Regions from separate parts of the Homo sapiens genome. Here regions 1 and 3 are each linked to region 2. The links are chromatin contacts, found by Hi-C or POLR2A ChIA-PET in ENCODE. All regions are on one chromosome and are shown on one strand. The core of a region is the stretch at or near the end of the contact, and the rest is flanking DNA. Distances in the headings are between cores, read along the strand shown.

Region 1 (2,955 bases), core at 212-2,711, 39 kb before region 2:
AGACAAAAATAAACTGGTGGTTTGTAATATAACATGACCAGAGATAACCAGTCTTGTGACAATATACGTATACTTCTGTTTATTTCCTTGCTGGGGTTCGGGTGGGGTAGTTATTGTTCAACCAAAAAAGCCAGCGAGTCAGTCAGGCATTGATTGATCTCATAAAATGATCCCCCAGCAGTGTCCTGGGTCCTGGTGGAAGAAACAGCAGCACTAACTCCTTTCCATCACCCACAGGGCCGTAATTCTAACCAGCCCTGTCAGTAAGGGGCAACCATGAATCAAATCAAGCCTGTTTTGGCCACCCTGTGGGTACTTGGAGACTGGCTGGTGGATAGGACTGGTTTTTGTCTGGCCTCAATCCCGGAGGCTTTATTTTGTAGTGATTTCCTTAGAAAAGGATTTGAAGGTGTAGGAAAGCAGTGTGTCTTCAAGGCTTTGCAGACAGACTTTACTTCATCTTCAGGATGTTTCCTGCAAGAGGGGTTTCCTGCAAAACCCCTAGAGGCCAGATGTGCCCCACAGGACTGGAACCACTTCCAACCTGGAGAGTTGTATGAGTGGATGTCTGCACTTTGAATAGTTCTTGCCTGCTTTAGACTCTAATTTTCTTGTAAAAGATTTCTTATCTCCCACAGTTTTCTTGGTAAATGGAGTAACACATAAGGCACATAAGACTCTCAGGGACGTAGTAAAATGCACTATCACGTAACACGCAATGTCAATTGAAACCCTATCCAATTTAATGCAGATATGTCAGTGCTGTCCAAAAGAACTTCTTGTGATGACAGAACCGTTCTGTAGCTGTGTTGTCCATTGACAGGTGGTCGGATTGTGGCCATTGAGTAACTGAAATGTGACCAGCATGACTCAAGGACCTTAATTTTAAATTTTAATTGAGTTAATTATAAGTACTTACATGTGACTAGTGGCTACTGTATTAGACGGTGCAGATTAGAATGTGGCATTTGGGGATTTTTTGGGGGTATATCATAATGAACATAAAAAGGCATTAGTGATTAAAAGATCCAAATATTAGAATTTCTTTGTAAATAAATTAACATAAATTCCCAAGGAAATTCTAGTAACATAAATTCCCAAAGTGAAGTCATATATAGTTGCACACTGGCATTGGTGATATTGAACTATTTATTTGATTTGATTTTTGAAGACACTGGCCAATAATTTATTTGTAATTTGATTTCCTCGCCACCACTCCATCAGTGAAGGTACATTGACAATCCAGGTGTCTGTTAGATGCTGGAAGATAATCCTGCTGTAGATCTTGGGTCTTTTTTGATTACATTGAAAAAGCGAACCGTCAGATCCAGCACTGCAGGAGGTTTTAATGCCGTGTTGCGTGGTTCTGGCTGCTCTGTTCCCTGACTGCACCCTTTAACCATGAGCGTGCGGACGTCTTGCTGCCATGCTGCTGCCTTGACGACGGCGGATGTCTGACATGCTCAGACGCAAAAGAGCTGACTTGGCAGCTGCCCAGCAGATTTTTATAAAGGCTCAGTTGGTGGCCGGAGATTCAGCCTGTCAGAGTTGTGTTATGCAATAAATCGTTTTCAGCAGAAGTTCTTAATCCAATTTCAGCTGCAGCTTTTTTTTTTTTTAAATAGGCAGTAATCAAAGATAAGTACACATTATTTAATGGGAGTTTGGAAGAAGTAAAACTCTCCTTGCAGAAGCATTTTCAGGCCGTTTACCCTAACCTGGGAAGCATGTCTGTCTGAAGAAATTTGCTGCTTTGAAGTGCTTTTAATTTAAACCCTAGGCAAGGGAACATCATTCACAAGTTCAGTAAGTAAGTTTCTTCTCTCAAGATGTTTCCTGGCCCCTTATTTCCAGTTGTGAATGTTACTCAGGCTTCACTTTATTTGAATATTGACAGACTACTTTTTTTTTTTGGAATTAAATCAATTGGAAATTATTAGTACTACTGTTACTTTGTTAAAAGGGAAGAAAAGGTTATTTTAGACAAAGTTGAAGTTGTACCTTTCTCATTTTCCTTCATCACCCCCAACCCCATTTTTGTTTACACTTAATCTGTGGGAAGAATCAACATTCCCTCCCAATTTTTTATTTGGTGCTTTCGTTTTTCTCTCAAAGTGTTGCTGGAACAGGTTTGGCATATCAGGCAGCCACAAGTTGTTTCAAGTAGGGTGATTTAACAGCAGGTATATGAGAAACACGTTCTGAAAATAAAAGGCATTCATGTACAGGATTCCAGTCATTTATCCTTGGGAGGAGGAAATAGCAATCAATCCTTTCCTTGTCCATGGGCCTAGTTTTTTAGAATGTTTTTTTTCATTTGCTATTCAGCTCTGTACGGCTGTTGTTCAGATCCACCATCCTTAATCCCATGATATGACATTGCATGTTGGTCCTTTGGGCATTGGAGTCAGGAAAAGCACTTCTTTTTCTTTTTGAAAGTAGCCACATCCCTCCACCTGTAGAGCTCTAGCGATCTCTATATGTGGGTGGGGGGCGGGGGGGGCGGGGGGGGTGGGGGGTGGGGTTGGCAACTCCAATTGCCATGTCTTAGCATTTCTGTGAATTTTAATAAAGAGGCTCTGTGTTAGGAGATCTTCCTGCCTGTGATCCTGAGTGCTCCTTTCCTTGGTCTCCTATGGCCCCATCAATTCGAAGGCGATTTCTGCATTTCAGTTGGTTTTAGGTACTAGGGGTTGTGAAGAGCCTTTGATGTCCTGTGCCCCTGCCCAGTGGAAGCAGGATTGTTTTTTTGCAGCACCTTCCGTAAGTGCACCTAGGTTGCCACCTTCTGCCTCTTTATCACCAGGTTGTTATTTAAAACATTGGTGGGGGGTCTGAATTCCAACTTTAGAACAGATGTGTGTCACACTTACAATCCTGCTATGTCTATGTTATATTTGTTTTATAATATTTATTGTAGTGGCTTTATTTCTTTTTGGAGATATGGTTAAAAAA
Region 2 (3,030 bases), core at 528-3,027:
GGTACCTTACATTTGTGGGGTAAAGATGATAGGAAGCTTTAGAGACCTAAGTACATACACACTTGTAATTACTTGAAGGTAGAAGAATATCATTAGCTATCTGTGAACATGCTGTGTTCATGGACATCTCCCTTTGAGAAGTGCAAATTCTGTGAGATGAGAAATCAAATTTGGGCCTGTTAGTTTATCTGAACACAAGACTTTCCACATGTTGGGCCCATTTATCTGTCTTAGAAAAAATCTCAAAAAAAAATGCCCTTGTGTTTCCGTCTCCTTCATGTGACTGAGTTCCCTTGCTCTGCAGTGATGCCATTGTTCTGCCGCTCATGGTTACACATCAGCCTAAGCCCACTGTCGCCTTGAGTCAGTTTTCTTCTGTAGGCGGCTTTTGACCTTGGAGGTGGTCAGTTCTGGGCCCTCTGTGGTGTGGAATTCTTTTCATGAGCTGATAGAAGCTCGAGTTGCATATCCTAGGGGATTCCAGGGATTTATATTTTGGTGCGTATTTATAACTGGGTTGTCTGGTGGGTGTGTGTTTGACTGGGTTGTCAGTGTAAAATTAAAAGGGTGTTGAAATGAAGTGTGGACCCAGAGCAGTTACGGCCTGGGATAGAGTAGTCATGGGATTGGACACAAAACTAGAACTGCCGATTGTAGAGCATCGTGGGTGTTTATAATTCAGTCATTATTATTATTCTAGGTACTGTACTTGTTCTGATTGTTATAAAGGTCATATTAAGGATGAAGAAGGAGTGAAGAGGGGAAGAGAGTGGGGAGGATGAGCCCTTGCCCCAAAGAAGTAACAGGGAGTTGTGCCAAAATGAGCAGTACATTTATGTTCACAGTGGTGATCATCAGAGTTTAAATAGCTTCTGGTCTGTTTGGGAAATCTTTCATGAAGATCACGGCTCTTTGTTTTTGTGAGAGGTTTTGTGTTGAATAAAGTTAAACTGTCAGCCTTGTTGTCTATTTTTATTTATTTTTGTTGGAGCCTTTCAGTGAGCAGTGTTTTCTGTCCCCCTGGGATTGTTGGTTAGGATGTACGAAGGGGAGATCTTTTGTCTTTTGGTGGTTCTTACTCATTTGGGGTCTAGAGAGCCAGAATGGGGCCCATTCTAGTAGTAGCAGTGTTCTGCTTACCTCTTCCTCTGAGGAAATAGGAGATATCTGCTGGGTTTGTTCCTTTGTAGCTCAAGGCGTTTATTGCCTTCTGGGGCCCAGGGTCCTATCTTTCTCAAAGAGTCATTTACTTGTTTCTGAAATAGGAAAAAAAGGATAGAGTCAGACATTTTCCTTATCTACCCAGTGACCCAACTTTTCCATGTTAATAATGAACACTGTGTCAGGTCTTAGTATCTAACGCTTTCTCAAAAAATTGTGCATGCAAAAGAGGTGTAGATTGTTGAAGGTGTGTCGTGGGGGCGGATTCTGGTGGTGGTGAGAGAGCTCTTGTGAGATTGTTGATTTACAAATCAGTATTTACATCTGTTTTTGCAGGGGTTAAATATAACAAAAATATGTCCCCCGCGTCCACCTATTCATCCTCCCCATTCCTGCCTCCAAATCTTGGGACTGTTTTAAGTAGTGATGGGTGGGGGTGTTTTTGGATTGTCTTTTCTTGACCGGAATGGGAAATCTCCATAGCTGATTTGACAGTAGACAAAGGGGAGCCCTAGTCGGCTCAGGGGCTGGTCTCATAAGGGAAAGGGATAATTATTTTCCATAAGCCGAGGTATGAAACCACTTTCATTTGTGCCTCGTTGACCACAAGTGTGCCACCGACATCCTGCCTCATGACTTGGCATTTGTTCTCAGTCACACCAGTGTGTTGATCTGGTGAGCAAGTCAGTGGACAAGCCTGGGCTGTGCTCTGCAGACCCTGTGCCCTGCTCGCCCCTCTCCCTGGAGCTCTGTGCTCCATTGGAAGCTTCACATGCTGACCTGCATGTGTACAGTGATGGGCAAACTCCATGTTCATATTGACCATGCCAAGCAGGCCCAAAGCCAAATCTGCCCTGGCATCGGAATGCCTACCCTGCTTAAAAAGCAATTCATTTTTTTTTCTCTTTGCAAAACTTGAGTGAACATAACATTTATTTTTCACTATCAATGGCAGCAAACCATGCATTCTGATGACCTCAGAGAGGGCCCTACCTCAGCCATGGGGGCTGCTTTTATAATTTTTCTATCATCTTAAAGTGCACACACACACACACACACACACACACACACACACACACACACACACACACACAGAAATTGCTGCTGAAAATGAAAGCTGTCTTTGGATGCTTGACTGTTTGATATGTAATGTGATAACCTTGTCTCACAGTGACAGGGTGACAGACGGCATTGGCTCTATAATACAGAATTACCTTTTGTGCATCTTTTCTACAACAAAGCTAAATACATTGAGTCACCCTAATATGCTAATGACTTTGGTGTGCTCCAGATGTTTTAGAAGCCCTGGAACAGCCTCAAAGCCCTCCTTGTTTTTCCTTTCTTTTTAACCCTTGTTTTGGGGCACTGCTTTTGTGGAATAGAGCCATTGGCTTTTCCTTTAGTTTTCTATTGTCATGTATGTGTAGCTAATGAGAGAGGACTGGTAAAACTTCTTTGTGTCTAAAACATCATAAAATGATACAGACTACATGCTCTAGTCCCTTTTTTTTTCCAGATATTAGAAAAGAGTTGTCTTCTGTCCATACATTTGTGTTCTGAAATCTGTCGTTCTCATTGGTTGCTTTAGAAGTTCCTTCAGCTAAAGGAATCTTTGGCCTAATTTGTGTTTCAATTTTCCCAACGCCCATCATATAAGGCAAGAGGGAGATAGCCATACACTAGTGTCTCCAGTTACCAAGAACAACAGGAATTCCTATTCCATTTTGATGCTGCTGTTCCAGACTCAGAAGCCTGTTTTGTTGTATTGTTTTGTGCGGTCTTTTCATTTCTTGCTAATTTGGGAGATGCGGTGAAAAGCTCCTGAATGTGCAGAGCTGCTGATGGCAGGGTTCTGTTGTGTTCAATTTC
Region 3 (3,209 bases), core at 251-2,750, 63 kb before region 2:
TCCTGATTCAGCCAAGGGACAGCTAATCCTAAAGGATAAATATATTACTCAGGCAGCCCCTGATATCAGGAGGAAGTTGCAAAAACTGGCCCTGGGACCAGAAATTACATTAGAGGACCTCTGGAAAGTGGCTACCTCAGTCTCTTATAAAAAAGAGAGAAGATGCAGGTATTCCCAGGGTGCACCTCTTAACTGCTAAAGATAGGGCAAGAACAGTTATCTCTCCCGCCCCACCCGCCCTGCTTTTTTTTTTTTCCTTAAGAGAGTTTCGCTCTTGTTACCCAGGCCGGAGTGCAATGGTGCGATCTCGGCTCACCGCAACCTCTGCCTCCTGGGTTCAAGCGATTCTCCTGCCTCAGCCTCCTGAGTAGCTGGGATTACAGGCATGTGCCTCCACACCCAGCTAATTTTGTATTTTTAGTGGAGACAGGGTTTCACCATGTTGGTCAGGCTGGTCTCGAACTCCCAACCTCAGGTGATGTGCCCTCGTCGGCCTCCCAAAGTGGTGGGATTACAGGCGTGAGCCACCATGCCTGGCCCAGTTAGCTCTCTTCTAAAGTTTATCTGCTCCCATACAAGGTTTCATTTCTTTCACCAGGGAGAAAAAACTCAGAGGACAATGTTGCTGTTAGTATATTTCACTTCTTATCTCTATGATCTTTGGCATTAATTTTTTTTTTTTGAATTGGAGTCTTGCCTTGCTGCCCAGGCTGCAGTGCAGTGGTGTGATCTTGTCTCACTGCAACCTCTGACTCCCGGGTTCATGCAATTCTCCCACCTCAGCCTCCTCAGTAGCTGGGATTACAGGTGCATGCCACCATGCCCGACTGACATTTGTATTTTTGTCCACTGCACCCGGCCTCAGATGCCATGTTCTAATGGGCTGTGTCTATAAAGTTATTAAAGAACAAGGGCCAAGTAATTTGGGGTGCCTTTGAAGTGCTGAGCATGGCCTTTCCAATTTGTGTGCACCTTCTTTCATTCTTACTTTACAAATGAAGGAAGCTGATGTCCAGTGAGGTCATACAGCAGGTACAATAATGGGCTGATTTCTGAGCCTGATTCTCAATCTGTGACTTGTGCGACATCATTGTACTTTTGATACTTTGTCATTAGTTGGGTGTGGATTTTACTACCTGGGAGTAGTTATGAACAACCAGTTTGGTGCTAATGAAAAGTAGTTGTGATTCCTTGACTAGATATGCCAACCTTCAGGTTTATAAAGACTACTCTCATCTTGCTTTGGCTGGTCTTTGTAGTGGATGGATATTGGAGAAACCCATGAGGTGATATATATGAAACAATATATTGGGGCAGACTTTTATTCATTCATTCCTAGGACTTAGGAGCCCTGCTGGTGTTCTGTATTGTGCCCCATTTATAGCCATGATGGTAGAGTTAGATTTATGAAGCTGAGGCCGTGATCTTTATTTCAATCCTACTTGGTCGTTTGCTGGTCAGAAATGTGTCTCGTTCCTCTTTAGTGGGAAAAATGTGAGTGTGAATGTAAGATAGTTTTAGATAACACTCAGTTGGCCTTATGACCTATCTGAAGTCCTGAAGTCAGCTATGGGATTACGATGTTTGCCTCCAAGCTGTGTCTTGGGAAGGGATGAGTCTTTCTCTGCATAGTAATTTAAACCTGGTCAAAGACCTGACCACCTCGAAGCAGGAAGCGGTGCTAATACACTTTCTATATCCAAGGACAGTTATCTCTTTTAAAAAGAAGTGAAACAAAAGAGACTGTATTCAAAAGGAAGTCTTTTCTTTTATACCCACGCTCTCCTTCCTGCCCATGTGATGTTAGAAAAAGTGTTATTTTCACTGTTACATAAAATTTTTTGATGGGTTCTTCTGTGCAGTTTTGAGATGTTTCCTAGCTGATGGAAAAGTATAAAAAATTCATGCAGAAATAATGCCTGCTGCCCAGCCCATTTTTTCTTGCTTCATGTACCTACTGTTTACATAAATGTTTTTCCCTCCCATATGTTCTTTTTTACTCTTCCACATTTGAGTGGAAGATATTTAAAAAGTTTTCTTATGTATACTTATGATTTTACTTGGAAACAGCAAATGTAAGGTCTAGAAGCAGAGGGGCTTTCAGCTTCTCTGCAACACACAGGAAAGTAGACAAAGTTTCTAGGGCAGGCCCCAGCCTCCAGGGTAAGATAGGCATGTGCCAGCAACCTTGCCTACCCGTCATGACCCTGCCATATTATAGGTACTGAGTCATGCTTCAACAAGGCTTCCCACACTTCATTGACTGGACCTTCTGTTTTGTCATCAGAATAATTTATATTTGTATATAAAATTTCTTGGTGGGGGGTAATACTGTACTCTAGCAGTGACTGAAGAGGTGCCAAGTAAGTTTGCCACCTATTGTGGGTTTAGTCTTTATTGTTAGTAAATGGCAAAGAGAAATCGATGAAAGGCAGAGTTTAGAGTAGTGCCCGCTTAAGGGCAAGATGACATAGTATCTGCATTGATAGACTCAATAAATGTTTAAACAAATGAAATGACATAGTTTAATATTATGGGAGGGTGTGTGATACTGATCATGACTCAAACTGTAGAAAGAAGAGTGAATATTCTTTCATTATTTCAATCCTATTTAAGTCCTGTTGAGTACAGTTCCATACCCTATTTTGTATTTGATTTACAAGAGCAATATATTTTTATCTTAGAACATTTGGGCTTTCTGCTAAAATAAAAAGGGGGGGGACAGCATTTATACCACACAGTGATAATTATTACCATTTTGTGGTATCCATTTTTCTTTTCTTTTTCTTCACCAAGTTGGGTAAAACATCGAGAAACAAAACAGAAACAATCCCCGGAGCAGCATTGCACATGCTCAGTCTCTCAAAGTCTGGCTTTTAAATAATTTTCTGCATCTTTCCTTGTAATTGGGTGGAGAATGTTCCACTGGGCAGCTGAGTTGAATCGCCACAATCTCTCCACTTGGCCTCTGTGCGACTTACTGTAAACATCTATTGTCTCCCAGGCAGTATGCAGTGTGATCCCTCTCCCCACCCATTGTGCCCATTTAGCCTCTGGGACTACCCCCACAAGGGTGGAAACCTGGGGCAGAGCAGACACTAAATACTGTCCAACTAGGGTGGTTGGATGCTCCAGGTTTGTCAGCCCAGTCACTGTCCTGCATTGCCTCCTAGAATTTATTAGCACCTACCTAGCATTGGGGTATCTAA

The links. Hi-C counts contacts between places; a loop is a spot of excess contacts on that map. ChIA-PET counts read pairs that join two places held with the same protein, here RNA polymerase II (POLR2A). Pooled maps may share reads with other maps.
Region 1: a loop to region 2 is called in a map of B cell, with 2.2 times the contacts of the local background. The contact joins two enhancer-like sites. A Hi-C loop is called at or near these places in 6 of 168 maps with a recorded cell type or tissue (B cell, breast epithelium, endothelial cell of hepatic sinusoid and 3 more), 2 of 37 single-sample maps with no recorded cell type and 4 of 50 pooled maps. POLR2A ChIA-PET finds 5 or more read pairs at or near these places in 7 of 52 experiments (A673, BJ, CD8-positive, alpha-beta memory T cell and 4 more).
Region 3: a pooled map shows a loop between it and region 2 (1.8-fold over the local background). The contact joins two enhancer-like sites. A Hi-C loop is called at or near these places in 2 of 168 maps with a recorded cell type or tissue (breast epithelium and endothelial cell of hepatic sinusoid), 4 of 37 single-sample maps with no recorded cell type and 6 of 50 pooled maps. POLR2A ChIA-PET finds 5 or more read pairs at or near these places in 9 of 52 experiments (Caco-2, GM12878, H1 and 6 more).

The regions. Positions count from the first base shown.
Region 1 is chr6:15,364,015-15,366,969 of GRCh38, forward strand. The region is part of intron 1 of JARID2 (jumonji and AT-rich interaction domain containing 2); the gene reads left to right. Among named protein-coding and RNA genes, the nearest start is that of JARID2-AS1, 120 kb to the left of the region's middle. RefSeq lists an enhancer at 1-81. Within about 2 kb of position 1,462, at least 11 of the 41 ENCODE cell types and tissues checked have a DNase peak (open chromatin) inside an H3K27ac peak, as active enhancers do; they include GM12878, where a contact is called at or near this core.
Region 2 is chr6:15,402,319-15,405,348 of GRCh38, forward strand. All of the region lies in intron 2 of JARID2 (jumonji and AT-rich interaction domain containing 2), which reads left to right. Among named protein-coding and RNA genes, the nearest start is that of DTNBP1-AS1, 140 kb to the right of the region's middle. RefSeq lists enhancers at 320-820, 1,680-1,974, 2,044-2,734. Within about 2 kb of position 1,778, at least 6 of the 41 ENCODE cell types and tissues checked have a DNase peak (open chromatin) inside an H3K27ac peak, as active enhancers do; they include GM12878, where a contact is called at or near this core.
Region 3 is chr6:15,339,296-15,342,504 of GRCh38, forward strand. The region is part of intron 1 of JARID2 (jumonji and AT-rich interaction domain containing 2); the gene reads left to right. Among named protein-coding and RNA genes, the nearest start is that of JARID2-AS1, 92 kb to the left of the region's middle. Within about 2 kb of position 1,501, at least 5 of the 41 ENCODE cell types and tissues checked have a DNase peak (open chromatin) inside an H3K27ac peak, as active enhancers do.